Regions from separate parts of the Homo sapiens genome. Here region 2 is linked to region 1. A link is an interaction called in ENCODE POLR2A ChIA-PET data of the cell type or tissue named here. Cell type or tissue: MCF 10A. All regions are shown on one strand.

The links. Peaks named below come from ENCODE experiments on the same cell type or tissue, not always from the same donor. Only the 100,000 strongest peaks of a DNase experiment are listed, where the experiment ranks them.
Region 2: POLR2A ChIA-PET joins it to region 1 with 10 read pairs; 24 of 35 experiments call an interaction of 5 or more read pairs at or near these places.

What each region holds. Positions count from the first base shown.
Region 1 is chr20:31,734,910-31,742,909 of GRCh38, forward strand. It overlaps TPX2 (TPX2 microtubule nucleation factor), which reads left to right and starts at 4,381. Exons shown (of 18, transcript NM_012112.5): 1 at 4,381-4,712; 2 at 7,632-7,738. RefSeq lists enhancers at 4,394-4,443, 4,534-4,693. In MCF 10A, no CTCF peak of the experiment used is centred here; a DNase peak (open chromatin) is centred at 4,282.
Region 2 is chr20:31,556,019-31,564,018 of GRCh38, forward strand. It overlaps HM13 (histocompatibility minor 13), which reads left to right. Exons shown (of 13, transcript NM_178581.3): 9 at 3,593-3,629; 10 at 5,616-5,718. Among named protein-coding and RNA genes, the nearest start is that of MCTS2, 13 kb to the left of the region's middle. RefSeq lists an enhancer at 4,567-5,766. In MCF 10A, CTCF peaks have their summits at 1,534 (motif pointing right), 4,238 (motif pointing right) and 6,964 (motif pointing right); DNase peaks (open chromatin) are centred at 1,533, 4,263, 4,993 and 7,013.

The DNA of each region.
Region 1 (8,000 bases):
TGTGAGGTGCTTGTAATCCCAGCTACTCAGGGAGGCTGAGGCACAAGAATTGTTTGAACCCAGGAGTCAGAAGTTGTAGTGAGCTGAGATTGTGCCACTACATGCCAGCCTGAGCGACAGACAGAGACTCTGTCTCAAAAAAAAAAAAAATAGTTGTCAATAGTTGTCCACACCCATCTATACTCCTACCTGCTGAGTTACCTTACAAATTTCTGATACTATCAAACTTTTAATTTTGGTTAATCTGATGGGTGAAAAATGGAACTTTCTTGTTTCAATTTCCTTTATTATAGTGAGGCTGAGCACCTTCATGTGTTTGATGGCCAGTTTTGTTTCTTCTTTTTTTTAGTGGAGGGTTGGGGGACAGGATCTTGCTCTGTCTCCCAGGCTGGAGTGTAGTGGCCTGATTTCAGCTCACTGCAACCTCCACCTTCCAGGTTCAGACGATCTTCCCACCTCAGCCTCTGGAGTAGCTGGGACTACAGGTGAGTACCACCATGCCCAGCTAATTTTTGTTTTTGTTTGTTTGTTTTTTTTGAGACAGAGTCTCACTCTGTCACCCAGGATGGAGTGCAATGGCATGGTCTTGGCTCACTGCAACCTCTGCCTCCTGGGTTCAAGCGATTCTCCTGCCTCAGCCTCCTGAGTAGCTGGGACTACAGGTGCGTACCACCATACCTGGCTAATTTTTGTATTTTTTGTAGAGACGGGGTTTCATTATGTTGGCCAGGCTGGTCTCAAACTCCTGACCTCGTGACCCCCCCTCCTCAGCCTCCCAAAGTGCTGGGATTACAGGCATGAGCCACTGTGCCAGGCCTATTAAGTTTTGTATTTTTTGTAGAGAAGGGGTTTTGCCATGTTGCCCAGGCTGGTCTCGAACTCCTGACCTCAAGTGATCTGCCCCCGCCCCCCACCCCCGGCCTCCTGAAGTGCTGGGATTACAGGCGTGAGCCACTGCGCCTGGCCTACTAAATTCTGATATACATGAGTTCTGGATTTTGTTTTTGTTTTTAAAGACAGGACCCAGCTCTGTCGCCCAGGCTGGAGAATCATGGCTCGCTGCAGCCTTGACCTCCCAAGCTCAAGTGATCCTCATACCTCAGCTTCTTGAGTAGCTGGGACTACAGGTACGCACCACCTCACCTGGCTAATTTTAAAAGTTTTTTGTATCTTGCCATGTTGTCCAGGCTGATTTCAAACTCCTGGCTCAAGCAATCTTCCCGCCTCTGCTTTCCAAAGTGCTAAGATTACAGGCATGAGCCACCATAACTGGCTGAGTGTGTTTCTGGACTCTTAAACTCTTCTACTGATTTCCCCCACTTTTAACTTCTACGACAATACCATACTTAAAAATACCTTTATTTATTTATTTATTTTTGAGATGGAGTTTCACTCTTGTTGCCCAGGCTGGAGTGCAATGGCGCGATCCTGGCTCACCACAACCTCCACCTCCCGGGTTCAAGCGATTCTCCTGCCTCAGACTCCCGAGTAGCTGGGATTACAGGCGCCTGCCACCATGCCCGGTTAATTTTCTATTTTTAGTAGAGACGGGGTTTCTCCATGTTGGTCAGGCTGGTCTGGAACTCCCGACCTGAGGTGATCTGGCCGCCTTGGCCTCCCAAAGTGCTGGGATTACAGGCATGAGTCACTGTGCCCAGCAAAAATACTTTTTTTTTTTTTGAGACGGAGTCTTGCTCAGTCACCCAGGCTGGAGTGCAGTGGCGCGATCTTGGCTCACTGCAAGCTCCGCCTCCCGGGTTCATGCCATTCTTCTGCCTCAGCCTCCCAAGTAGCTGGGACTACAGGCACCCGCCACCATGCCCGGCTAATTTTTTTTGTATTTTTAGTAGAGACAGGGTTTCACCGTGTTAGCCAGGATGGTCTCAGTCTCCTGACCTCGTGATCCACCCGCCTCGGTCTCCCAAAGTGCTGGGATTACAGGCGTGAGCCACCGCGCCAGGCCAAAAATACCTCTTTTTAGACAAGGTGCCATGGCTCATGCCTGTAATCCCAGCACTGTGGGAGGCTGAGGTGGGAAGATCACTTGAGTCTGGGAGGTTGGGGTTGGAGTGAGCCGTGATCCTGCCACTGCACTCCAGCCTGGGTGACAGCAAGACCCTATCTCAAAATAACAAAACAACCACCACAACAACTACCACTCCCCCATCCCTTTGTTTTTGAGGTAGAGTCTTGCTCTGTCGCCCAGGCTGGAGTGCAATGGCACCATCTTGGCTCACTGCAACCTCTGCCTCCTGGGTTTAAGTGATTCTCCTGCCTCAGCCTTCCAAGTAGCACCAGGCAACCACCCCATTTTAATTGTGGAAAATTTCAAACTCATACAAGAGTATATGTATGTATTTATGTATCATGAACCCATCACCAGGTTCAACAATTATCAATTTGTAGCTAATCTTGTTTCATCTAAATCCCCACCTACTTATCTTCACTGCCTACTCCCAATTATTTGGAAGCCAGTGCCAGAGTAATTTCATCCCTACCGTATCTATATGTATCTCTACAACACAAGGACTCTTAAAAAAGAAAACAAAAGGTGTGGTGGCTCACACCTGTAGTCCCAGCACTTGGGAGGGTGAGGCGGGGGCATCACCCGAGGTCAGGTGTTCGAGACTAGCCTGGTCAACATGGTGAAACCCCGTCTCTATCAAAAAATATAAAAATTAGCCGGGTGTGGTGGCGCATTTTTAATCCCGGGTACTTGGGAGGCTGAGGCAGGAGAAACCGGGAGGCGGAGGTTGCAGTGAGCTGAGATCACACCGTTGCACTCCAGCCTGGGCTACAAGAACGAAACTCCGTCTCAAAAAACAAAATGAAACAAAACAACAACAACAAAAAGAAAACAAAACCAAACTCTGGCAGTTTATGTTTTGAAGGAACTAAATTGTCCTGTGGTTTTCCTGTCTGGATTTTGCCGATTGCACCCCCATGGGTGTGAATTAACTGAACCATACTTTAAAAATTACTATAATTTCATGTTAATATGTACAAAATCTGTACATAAATCCCCCAATCTTTTTCAAAATTCAAGATGCCAGTACTTGTACTCTTCCATAGGAACTTTAGAATTAACTTGGCAAATTCCAGAACAGAACCCACTGGGACTTTCATTGGAATTGCCTTGACCTTTTTTTTTTTGTTTTGAGACAGAGTCTCGCTCTGTTGCCCAGGCTGGAGTGCAGTGGTGCAATCTTGGCTCACTGCAACCTCCGCCTCCTGGGTTCAAGTGATTCTCCTGCCTCAACCTCCCAAGTAGCTGTGATTACAGGCACGCGCGAGCACGCCCGGCTAATTTTTGTATTTTTAGTAGAGATGGGGGGGGGTTTCAACATTTTGGCCAGGCTGGTCTCGAACTCATCGCCTCAAGTGATCTGCCTGTCTCGGCCTCCCAAAGTGCTGGGATTACATGCGTGAGCTACCGCACCCAGCCTAGGCTTAATTTTTGAATCTTTAGCTTTTGCTGGTATTATGAAGGGGGTTGTTTTGTTGTTCTTGTTGCTGCTATTTTCTAATTGATTAAAAAAAATTAAGATGGTGGGGGTGGTCTCGTTATGATGTCTACGCTGTTCTGGAACTCTTGGTCTCAAGGGATCCTTCTGCTTTAGCCTCCTGTGGAGCTGGGATTATAGGTGAGCGCCACGAAGCCCGGCCTCTAATTAATTATCGGTGGTGTATAAAAAGAACAGACCTTCTTAATTCGAATCCCATCTTCTCCATTTATTATGTGATTTTGGACATGTTTGTTCAACTTCTCCTAGACTTTGTTTTCTTTTTACGACATGGGGATCATAAAGCCGGGATGCAGTTGGGAATAAAACCGGATAAAGCTCCCAACGAACCGCGGGTTTCATAAGATCAGGGCAGGGACTGGGTAAAAGGTTTCAAAGACTCCTGCACTATTGGGAAGGACGCTACGGGCGAGTCTATGTTGCATGCAGGCGACTCCATGTTAAGACGAAGTGAACTCCCTGAACCTTCAAGGGATAATGCACAACCATAACGAGAATAATTTTTAAAAATAGAGTTTTCTTCCCTGAAAACTTGGAGAGGTCCAGGATGCGCGCCATTCTGTGATCTAGGTTGACTCTCCACCTCTTCAGTTGGTACCACCTTTCCCAAATAGTTTGGAGCAGAGCACTCCGGTCTTTGTAATAACGTACTCCTAAGAGCTGTTCCAGTGGACTCACGCAGGCGCAGGAGACTACACTTCCCAGGAACTCCGGGCCGCGTTGTTCGCTGGTACCTCCTTCTGACTTCCGGTATTGCTGCGGTCTGTAGGGCCAATCGGGAGCCTGGAATTGCTTTCCCGGCGCTCTGATTGGTGCATTCGACTAGGCTGCCTGGGTTCAAAATTTCAACGATACTGAATGAGTCCCGCGGCGGGTTGGCTCGCGCTTCGTTGTCAGATCTGAGGCGAGGCTAGGTGAGCCGTGGGAAGAAAAGAGGGAGCAGCTAGGGCGCGGGTCTCCCTCCTCCCGGAGTTTGGAACGGCTGAAGTTCACCTTCCAGCCCCTAGCGCCGTTCGCGCCGCTAGGCCTGGCTTCTGAGGCGGTTGCGGTGCTCGGTCGCCGCCTAGGCGGGGCAGGGTGCGAGCAGGGGCTTCGGGCCACGCTTCTCTTGGCGACAGGATTTTGCTGTGAAGTCCGTCCGGGAAACGGAGGAAAAAAAGAGTTGCGGGAGGCTGTCGGCTAATAACGGTAACGATAATTATTGTTATTACCATGCTAACAGGTTATAAACATTGACTGAACTAAGCACCCTGCATGCCCGTTCTCATTTAATTTCCTCGCCAAGCCAATGTAGTTGGTGCTATTCTTGGTCCCTCTTGACAGAAACTGAGGAAGGAGGAAGGAGGAGGAAACTGAGGCCCAGAATCTAGATAAATTTCGAGAAATGGGTGATACAGTAGCCATGCCCTCAGGAAGTGTGGCGTTTGATGGAGGAAAACAGAGGTAGTCACAAATAAGTACATTTCAAAACTGTTGTCTAAAACAGGAAGATAATTAGATGGTGTGAGAACATAATTGAGGGAGAGTTTAAGTCCACTTGGAGTTGTCTTCTATTTGGGATTTAAAATTCATTATATGTTATCCATATTTGTCCAGCTCTCTTTTTGTATGGAATCACCAGATATTATTCCCTTTCTCATTTCCTTTCTCAACATTTATAGATTGGAGGGGGGAAGGAAAACCAAACCAGGTTATAATGTAGAATTGGTTTACCCCCTATTTTCTTGACATATAACGTCTGGTTTTCCACATATAATTTTCTAGTAGTTCAGTAACATGGACTCCCCCCAAATCAGGCCTACTTAGGATAGAAGAGGATTTTTGACTCCTGGATTTTGCTTTAAGACCAGCTCTTGGTTTACTTCCTGCTTCACCCTTACCTTTTCTTGACATCCTGTGGCCTCTCTTTGAATTTCTCTCACTCATCAAATGTTGTCAAAAATAGGACTACTTGCTGCTGTAGTAAGGATATTCTTGTATTGTGGCCTTAGTGTATTACATCACCCCCACGTCAGACTTGAGTCCCCCTGGTTGGTTTGGGTGAGTCAGTTCAGTATTAAGCTGGCATTCTTGGATCAAAATTATGTGGCTGTCAGCTAACTCAGCCATTTAGTTGACCTTTGAGGGTACTGTGCTCAGATTGGCATGAGATATTATGGGTGTACAGATATATGATGTACTCAAACGTTTTTTGGTATGTTTGGGGACAAAAACATGGTTTGAAATTGGCAAGTGAGAATCAGAGCAAGATAGGACACCATCTGGGTGCTCTACTGTTTTGTATTCTAGGTGTCTGGACAATTTAGAGGTGAGGGAGTTCAAGAGCCAGTTTGTGTTTCTGTGCTTCACAAAGCCACCCTTGTCTAATTCTTGATAACCAGAGTTTGGTTAGACAGGGACTGAAACAATCCTAGTGCATAGGAATCACCCACTAAATACCTGTTGAATTGAGTAGGCAGGAAGGCACTATCTGAATTGACTACAAAATTGCGGGTATGAAAAACTGGATTGTATTCAACTAGGTTGGTAAATTTGTTTAGACTTTCAAATTATCTGAATAGGGTTTATTTGGCCAACCTTATGCATAAATCTGTGTATTCCAACCTTGATAAAATTAATTTATTGCAATTAAGTTTGTCCAGGATTATGTGAGAGAGTCCTTCATTTCATTTCTTTAGTTACCAGGAGATGTTCAGGGCTCATCTACATCTCCTGGTTAATTTTCCTTCAGCTTTTTCTGTGTCTCTTCCCTAATTCTCTTTGAGTTCCTGGGAGAAAGAGGAGGGATATTTAAATGCCCTTTGACATACTTAATTTTCTTTGCTATGGGCAAAGTTAGGAAGCAAAATTGACTATAGAGTTGTTTTTTTTGTTTTTGTTTTTGTTTTTTTTTTTTGAGACGGAGTCTCACTCTGTCGCCCAGGCTGGAGTGCAGTGGCGCGATTTCAGCTCACTGCAACTTCTGCCTCCCCTGTTCAAGCAATTCTCCTACCTCAGTCTCTTGAGTAGCTGGGATTATAGGGATCTGCCACCACACCCGGCTAATTTTTGTATTTTTTTTTTGAGATGGCATCTCACTTTGTTACCTAGGCTGGAGTGCAATGGTGCGCTCTCGGCTCACTGCAACCTCCGCCTCCTGGGTTCAAGCAATTCTCCTGCCTCAGCCTCCCAAGTAGCTGGGACTACAGGCGCATGCCACCACACCCGGCTAGTTTTTTTGTATTTTTAATAGAGATGGGGTTTCACCATGTTAGCCAGGATGGTCTCAATCTCCTGACCTCGTAATCTGCCTGCCTCGGCCTCCCAAAGTGCTGGGATTACAGGTGTGAGCCACTGTGCCTGGCCTAATTTTTGTATTTTTAGTAGATACAGGGTTTCACCACGTTGGCCAGGCTAGTCTCAAACTCCTTATCTCAGGTGATCCACCTGCCTCGGCCTCCCAAAGTGCTGGGATTACAGGTGTGAGCCACCTTGCCTGGCCTTAGAGAGATTTCATAACCCAAGCGATTCTGTGAATAGATCTGTATTTGAGACAGAGATGTAGAGATCAGCAGCCCAAGGTACTCTGTGAAAAAAGGATAGATAACTGCGGAGGGCTTCCGTTTTTGTTTGTGTAGGGAAACTTGGTAAAAGGGGAATAAAGAACAGTGAGAAAAGTATAAAATTGTATCTAGAGGTTACTTTGGAAATTAAAAATAATGTTATTTGTACTTAGTAAAACAAAGTAGTAAAAGTTTGCTCTTTTTTTTTTTTTTTTTTTGAGACAGTCTCACTGTGTTGCTCAGGCTGGAGTGCACTGGCTGGCGCAATCTTGGCTCACTGAAGCTTCCGCTTCCCAGGTTCAAGCGATTCTCCTGCCTCAGTGTCCCGAGTAGCTGGGATTGCAGGCGTGCACCACCATGCCTGGCTAATTTTTGTATTTTTAGTAGAGATGGGGTTTCACCATGTTGGCCAGGCTGGTCTTGAACTCCTGACCTCAAGTGATCCACCTGCCTTGGCCTCCCAAAGTGCTGGGATTATAGGCGTGAGCCACTGCTCCCGGCCTGTTAACCCTTTTTTACTACAGAGAACTTGGAACCTGTTTCATCACTTTTCTGCTTCTTCCAGGTTCTTGATACATATTTGCCAGACTTCAAGATTTCAGAAAAGGGGTGAAAGAGAAGATTGCAACTTTGAGTCAGACCTGTAGGCCTGATAGACTGATTAAACCACAGGTAAGGCAGTGACCATAGGAATAAGGAACATTAATATATCAGCTTCATAAGTGTTTAAATGACTAATGTAATTTTATAAAGTAACACATATTTTGGAAGGAAATTTATTTATTATGAAAAGCAAAAAGAAAATAAAATCACCCACTATCCCACCTCTCAGATAAACCATGGTTAGCCTTTTGATAGATTTCTTTATAATTTTTTTCTATGTCTATATAGTCATTCCTTGATATCCATGGGGAATTGGTTCTAAGACCTTCCC
Region 2 (8,000 bases), 180 kb before region 1:
TAAAATTATTATTTCTCCTTTTTTTTTTTTTTTGAGACGGAGTTTTGCTCTTGCCCAGGCTGGAGTGCAATAACGCGATCTCGGCTCACTGCAACCTCTGCCTCCCTGGTTCAAGCGATTCTCGATTCTCCTGCCTCAGCCTCCCAAGTAGCTGGGATTATAGGCATGCACCACCACGCCCGGCTGATTTTGTATATTTAGTAGAGATGGAGTTTCTTCATGTTGGTCAGGCTGGTCTCAAACTCCCGACCTCAGGTGATCCACCTACCTCGGCCCCCACAAAGTGCTGAGATTACAGGCATGAGCCACCACGCCTGGCCGACCCCGTCTATATTTTTTAAAAGAAGAGGAATTATTTTAAAGCAGCAGATTAAAGGCTGACTTACTTTCCAGGGTAGGATATTATAGCAATTCTGATCACCTAGGGTGATACAGGCACTTCTATTTGTGACAGTTGCATTTTGTGACACATGGAGGTGACACAGAGGCTTTCCCTGTTTTACCAGTGAGGAAACTGAAGCTCAGAAGTAAAGGGAATGATACAAATTCACACACTAGTAAGCAACAGGGCCAGGACTCAGACCAGCACTGTCCAACTGCAAAAAAGGCTACGCTGTCAGAACTGCTCCTTACAGCAGCACTAGCAGTAATAAGACGGTAATCACAACAGCTACCATTTATCAAGCACCTGTCGTGTACCAAGAATGGTGCTAGGTGGCCGGCCGGGCACGGTGGCTTAAGCCTGTAATCCCAGCACTTTGGGAGGCTGAGGCGGGTGGATCATGAGGTCAGGAGATCGAGACCATCCTGGCTAACATGGTGAAACCCCGTCTCTACTAAAAATACAAAAATTAGCCAGGCGTAGTGGCGGGCGCGTGTAGTCCCAGCTACTCGGGAGGCTGAGGCAGGAGAATGGCATGAACCCGGGAGGTGGAGCTTGCAGTGAGCCAAGATTGCACCACTGCACTCCAGCCTGGGCCACACAGCCAGACTCCATCTCAAAAAAAAAAAAAAAAAGAATGGTGCTAGGTACTTTTTATATGTCATCTTTACTTCTCCCAGCAGTCCAGTGAGATAGAGGGCATTTCCATTTTACAGATAAGGAAACTGAGGTTTGACTTGCCTGAGGCCACGAGGGTATGGGCTTGCACCCATGTGTCTTCATAATTTGCAGTGCTGTGAGGCAGGGAGACTTGCTTCCCCAGTAGAAGGCATCTCTGTCAGACAAAAGAAATGGAGTCCTGTAAAGCATCTGGCTCACTCTTAAGGGCACGGTCTGTCATTCACCCACACAAACTTCCCCTGTGTCCTTGTCATAAGTTCCAGGCTTGAGACAGGCACAGGACATCTCGGCATATCTGTCCTTTCCCCACCCTCTATATATATCCCCAGTAGTCCCGCAATCACAATAAATGTAAGTTGATCACAGTGGAGCGTTGTTTGGAAGGCCAGATGCACTTTAGGAGTGAAAATCCCTGGCAGAGCTCTGACCCCTGGATTAGTTGGAGAACACTCGTAGAAATCAGCCGCCAGGGGGCACTGAGTTCCCAGCTTGATTCCAGAATAACTGCAGTTGTCTGCTCTATCCCCAACCAACTCCCTACTCCTACAGAGTATTCATTGAGAACTAATTCATTTCCCTCTTTAAAATTAATCATATGTTGACAGTTGACAGGCAGTGCTTCTTTTTTTTTTTTTTTTTTTTTTTTGAGATGGAGTTTTGCTCTTGTTGCCCAGGCAGTGCAATGGCACAATCTAAGCTCACTGCAACCTCCACCTCCCAGGTTCAAGTGATTCTCCTGCCTCAACCTCCCAAGTAGCTGGGATTACAGGCATGTGCCACCATACCCAGCTAATTTTGTATTTTTAGTAGAGACGGGGTTGCACCATTTTAGTCAGGCTGGTCTTGGAACTCCTGACCTCAGGTGATCCGCCTGCCTCGGCCTCCCAAAGTGCTGGGATTGCAGGCGTGAGCCACCGCACCCGGCCAGGCAGTGCTTCTCAGCGCCTTCCTTCAAGTAAATGAGACTCAGAGCCCAGAGCCCAGTAAGGGAGGCGACACACAGGGTGTGCGTATAGCACAGGGACAGGACTGGTTGGCTGTGTTTTGGGGTTGCTTAGGCTTCCGGGATGTCTCTTTCTTTTTCTTTTTTCTTTTTTAGCAGAACCATTGCTTACAATTGGCTTGGTTTTCAAGTTTCAGAGTGCAGTGGGTGGACCGAGGTAACCCTCTCCTGTGCTCCTGTGGAGCCTTCAAATAGCCCACTGCTTGCCCCTCCTCCTCCCCCCTCCAGCCACGCACTGCCACAGGGGCCTTTTTCAAAATGTGTTTAGGTTGTTCTGCTCAGAACTCCTCCAGTGCGTCTCTTCACTCAGGATAAAGACCCAACTCCTCCCCATGGTCCTCGGGGCCCTGCAGGGCTGGTCTATCTCCTCATCTCCTGCCAGTAGGCAAGCTGCCTTAGTGACCCCTCAGTCCCTGCCACATCTCCTGAGCACTCTTTCTCCAGGACCTTTGCACATGCTGTTCTCTCCTCCTGGCGTGTGGCATTTCCAAGAAGCCTTCCTTCTTTCCCCTCCTTCACCCCTGCCCAGCCTAGGTCTCATCCTGTTACACCTTCTTACAACATGGGAAGCACAATTCTCCTGCCTCAGCCTCCCAATAGCTAGAATTGCAGGCGTGCACTGCCATGCCCAGCTCATTTTGGGGTTTTTTGTATTTTGAGACAGAGTCTCACTCTGTCGTCCAGGCTGGAGTGCAGTGGCGTGATCTCGGCTCACTGCAACCTCTGCCTCCTGGGTTCAAGCGATTCTCCTGCCTCAGCCTCCCGAGTAGCTGGGACTACAGGTGCCTGCCACCACGTCTGGCTAATTTTTGCTTTTGTTTTTTGTTGTTGTTTTGTTTTGTTTTGTTTTTTTGAGACAGAGTCTCGCTGTGTCACCAGGCTGGAATGCAGTGGCGCGATCTTGGCTCACTGCAACCTCCACTTCCTGGGTTCAAGTGATTCTTGTGCCTCAGCCTCCCGAGTAGCTGGGACTACGGGCACATGCCACTATGTCTGGCTAATTTTTGTATTTTTAGTGAGACGAGGTTTCGCCATGTTGGCCAGGATGGTCTGGAACTCCTGACCTCGTGATCCACCCACCTCTGCCTTCCAAAGTGGAAGCACTCTTTAACAGTCACAATCTCACAATGATTTCCGTGACTATTTGAGGTATGTCATAGTGTGGCTACCCTGTCCCCCTGGCTGAGCTCTGTGGGAGCAGCGATTTTGCCTACTCCTACATTTCCCATAGTGCCTGGTACATAGGCACTTGATAAGCATTTGGGCAGACACGGTGTGACATAGTATGATGCGGTGAGGTGCTGGGTCATTGTAGTCCCAGGCCAAAGCAAAATCCTGGGCCCCTCTCATTGTTCTAGGTAGAGAAATGGGACTTTCTGCTGTCACTTGAGAGTATTGGCCACACCCTTGGTCTCCAATGATTGCTCCAAGATGGAACACCAGGTTGGGGACCAGGACCCAGTCTCCTGTTAGTTCACTGCCCTGCTGCTTCCCTGCCACTCTCTAACCCCAGCTTTCTCCCACAGGGATCTTCATTGCCTTGCTGCTGCGCTTTGACATCAGGTGAGTGAGTGAGGGCCTGCCCCAGCATGGGCTTCTCCAGGGATTCTCCAGTGGCCTTCAGGAGCCCAGAGAAGGTACCTCAGGAGACCAGACCCTCCACCCCCACAGCAGCCAGAGCAATTCTGATTTTATCTGCATTTTGCATCTTGAAGTTCTAAGTATTTGAAGAGCCTGTGGTCAAAAAATTGTTTTAAGAATCATAGGCCAAGAGATTTAAACCCACAAGGGCCTGGTGGTACTCACAGTGCTTTCTCACTGTGTGACCTTGACAAGTGGCCTGACCTTCCTGAGCCTCTGGTTTCTCATCTTGAGTTAATAACAAGAGTTCCTACCATGAAAATCTGGAGAGAGTGCTGAGCACACACTGACCTCAGTCGCTCTTGGTTGAATCCTGGTTGCAGTCATCATCATCATCTTTTATCAGCCTAGCGTCAGGTCACCATGTCTCAGCTGCTCTAGCTGTTCCCTGCCCTCTCTTTACTCAGACATTTTTCAGTCTGTTGTAGACAGTGAGCACGAGGGGGAGAAGGTGGGCAACTTAGGTCAGCGTTTAAAACACAAGAAAGGTCTTATCCAAGTTAATGCACCTATGCAATGGGACTTGCCGTCAGCAGGGGGCGCCAGCAACAGCTCCATCATTTTATGCCCCGTCATCCCTGTGAGGGCTGGCAATGTTGCACTTAACTTTGAGGTGGTTTGTGAACTTCTCTTGATTTCCTCATGCCTGATAGTTGCAAAAGCAGTAATAACAGTGACAGTGGTAATGAGAAACTTACTACCAGCATCATTGAAATCCAGTTTCCATGTGAAACTTAGGTTTTTCCCACTCACATACACCTGGGTTATTTGTGTAGTGCCACTTCAAACCTTAGGAGCATATGGGCTCACAGTCACCTTTGGAAGAGACCTGGCCAGTCTGTAAGTAGAGGGATGTCTGTGCCAGCCGTCTCTACTCCTGGCTGTTCAGAGGTAATACAAAGTGAAACCCATAAGAAGCCCCCAGGCTATTTGCTGGAGACAGATTCAACTGCCAGCACCCTCAGAGACAGAGTCTCATTTTTTAGCCTGGGCTCACAGCATAAGCAGCTCCTCAGCTGATTTCCAGAATCAGTGCAACATTCCCAAAGGGAGTCACTTGTATCCCAGTTCTCAAGATAGGTGAGTTCTCAAGGTACTTGCAGCCGAAGGCTTAGAAGCACCCAGGACAAGGAGAGAAGGGGGTCAGAAGCACTCATTCATTCCACAAATGTTAATTGAGTCCATAGTACTGGCTGGGCACATCCCAGGTGCTGGGGACATGCAGAGGTTACGGAGCTGGCATTGGAGAGGGAAGTCACGTAATGGCAATGCCGGGCTGTATATGATTCATCTGTTCTGAAGCTGATCTTGGATGAATCACCTCCAGGAAGCCACTGGCATTTATTCATGCAGCCAGCATCTAGTTAGTACCACAAATAGGCTATTGAACTATTACGTCCACTGCACTTAAAAGTAGTAACTTATCTTTGCAGTTTCTGTATCTGTGTTTCTCAAAGCATGATCCAACGGTATGAGATTCACCTCAGATGTTTTTTTCAAAATGCAGATTCCTGGGCCCTGCTCTAGAGCTATTAGATCAGACTCCCTGGGGGTGGGACCTAGAATCCTGCATTTTTTCACAAGCTTTCCAGATGATTTTTATGCTGACTAAAGTCTTACAGCCACTGTTATAAGTTGCAGCATTTGATATTCATAACTACCAAGGAGATGAGCTCATTTTCCCATTTTGCAGATGAGTAAACTGAGGCTAAGAGAAGGAAAGCAACTTGTCCAGAGACACATAGCTGGGGGCAGTATCAGCGTGCACACCCACCTCCAGACTCCCAGCCCAGAGCTCAGTCACCCCCCCACAACCTCTAGGGTCTTCCCCAGCTCCCTCAGAAGGGGTATTACTAGTTCAGTCCCTATATCTAACCCTCCTCCTCTTTCTTCACACCTTCCCTGCAGCTTGAAGAAGAATACCCACACCTACTTCTACACCAGCTTTGCAGCCTACATCTTCGGCCTGGGCCTTACCATCTTCATCATGCACATCTTCAAGCATGCTCAGGTGGGCAGGACGGTATCAGAGTGTCAGGAATGCCTCACTGCAAATAGAGGGACTTACAGAGGGATTTATTTGTAAATGCAAGCAGTCCAGAGATAGGCACTCCCCACTGGTGTTGGAGCAGTCATGTCTGTGATTCTCTTGGCCTTCCATTTGTGGTTGCAAGATGGCTGCCACTGCTCTAGGCAGCATGGGCACGTTAGAGGCAAGAAGGAGGGAAAAGCGTAACAGCCATGCCTGCTGCCTTCATCAGGAAGGCAGGAACTTTCCCAGAACCCTTTCAGCATCTCATGGGCCAGACTGGGGTCCTAAAGCCACCCTGGCTACAGGAGAGTCCAGGAAAGAGGATTTGGCTTCTCAGCCTTGGTAGTGGGAAGCAGGCAGAGAAGAACAGGATTGGAGTGGGTGTTGGGTATTGGGGCGTCCCTCCCCCTACTCCCTAGTAGACCAGGCTCTGCCTCCTTCTCCCACCAAGATGAGGATGGAGTACTGAGCTGCCACAGAATGAAGCAACATAGCACAAAGACTGGGAGCCCTCAGTGTGGCCTGGAGAGGGGAAGATTCAGGGGAAAGTGAGCAGACAGGATTGCCCTACTTTCTACTGGAAATAATAAGAGCTCCTGTTTGTTAAGCACTTCCACATGTCAGGCTCTGCACTCATGAGGATCCTTGTGAACAGGTGGGGAAACTGGAGTTCAGGTGACACACTGCAAGTATGTGGTAAAGCCAGGATTCAAACCTGGGTCAGCATGGAAACCACACCCAGGCTCTCAAGCCCTGGCCATGGGAAACGCAGCATTGAACAGGGGCTAAGGGAGCCCTGTTGTGAATCCCAGCACCACCCAGTAACCATGGAACTCTGGGCTTGCTGCTTCTGTCCCCTTTCCCCTTCCCCAGGGCCCAAATACAGACGAGCCATCTTTGAATTAATCACAAAAGCTGGGGTTTTTTTAATCACTCTGTGCCAGGCACTGTGCTAAACTCTTTTGCTAATAACTCATTTAGTCCTAGTACAGTATTACTTTATAGAAGGTCAAAAGGCCCCTAGCCCATAATTAGAAAAACCAAGAACAACCATTGTGGAACTGCCTCTCACTTCTGCTCAAGGGCTTCAATGGCGTGTAAGGTGAGAGTAACATGCGTATGGCAAGGGTCACAGAGAGTGACTGGACCTGGTTTGGAGGACTAGTTAAGAGACCTTTTGGAGGTCTCTGCAGCTCCCGGCCCCTTATTGGAGTCCAAGCCCAGAGCCAATTCCCCCAGTGGCCATAAGGTGGCAGCCTCACCCTCTGCCTGGCTGGACTGAGAAGAGGCTCCCATTCAGAGCTCTGGCACACAGGAGTCCTCTCCTTTATCGGAAAACTGCAGCGCTGAGAGAACGCGAACACTACATCAGGCTGGGCCCTGGGTGGCGATCTGGACTCCAGACTAATGAACTCCTGAACCCTGCCCCAAGGCCTGTGTTACTCCCCAGCAGCAGCCCAGCCCTTCTCCCCAGTCATCCAAGTGGGTACCTCTCTGAAAATCCTTGGAAAGGGGATCCAGGACATGAGGGGACCCTGTCCCATGGGGTCCCCTGCTCTCCAACACACAGGTAGTCCCAGTGCTAGCATTGGTCTAGGTAAGGGTCACCTCTGCCTTTGTGCAGTGGTGTGATCTCAGCTCATTGGAGCTCCGCCTCCTGGGCTCAAGCAATTCTCCTGCCTCAGCCTCCCAAGTAGCTGGGATTACAGGCGTGCACCACCACACCCAGCTGATTTTTATATTTTTAGTAGAGACAGGGTATCACCATGTTGGCCAGTCTGGTTTCAAACTCCTGACCTCAACTGACCTGCCCACCTCAGCCTCCCAAAGTGCTGGGATTACAAGCGTGAGCCACCACACCCATCCTACTTAGGGATTGTTAGATTCAATAATTTAATATACATAAAGCAGTATTGATCACAGCCCACCTATGACAGATGGCAAGAAATAAGTCTGAATGTTAGGATCAAGGGCATGCGGGAAAGACTTCTTTGTTCTCTGGCCAAGGGCTGGCTTTACGTTAAGAATGAAGTCTCCGGCCAGGCGTGGTGGCTCACACCTGTAATCCCAGCACTTTGGGAGGCCAAGGTGGGTGGATCACCTGAGGTCGGGAGTTTGAGACCAGCCTGACCTACATGGAGAAACCCCATCTCTACTAAAAACACAAAATTAGCCGGGCTTGGTGGAGAATGCCTGTAATCCCAGCTACTTGGGAGGCTGAGGCAGGAGAATCGCTTGAACTGAGAGGCGGAGGTTGCAGT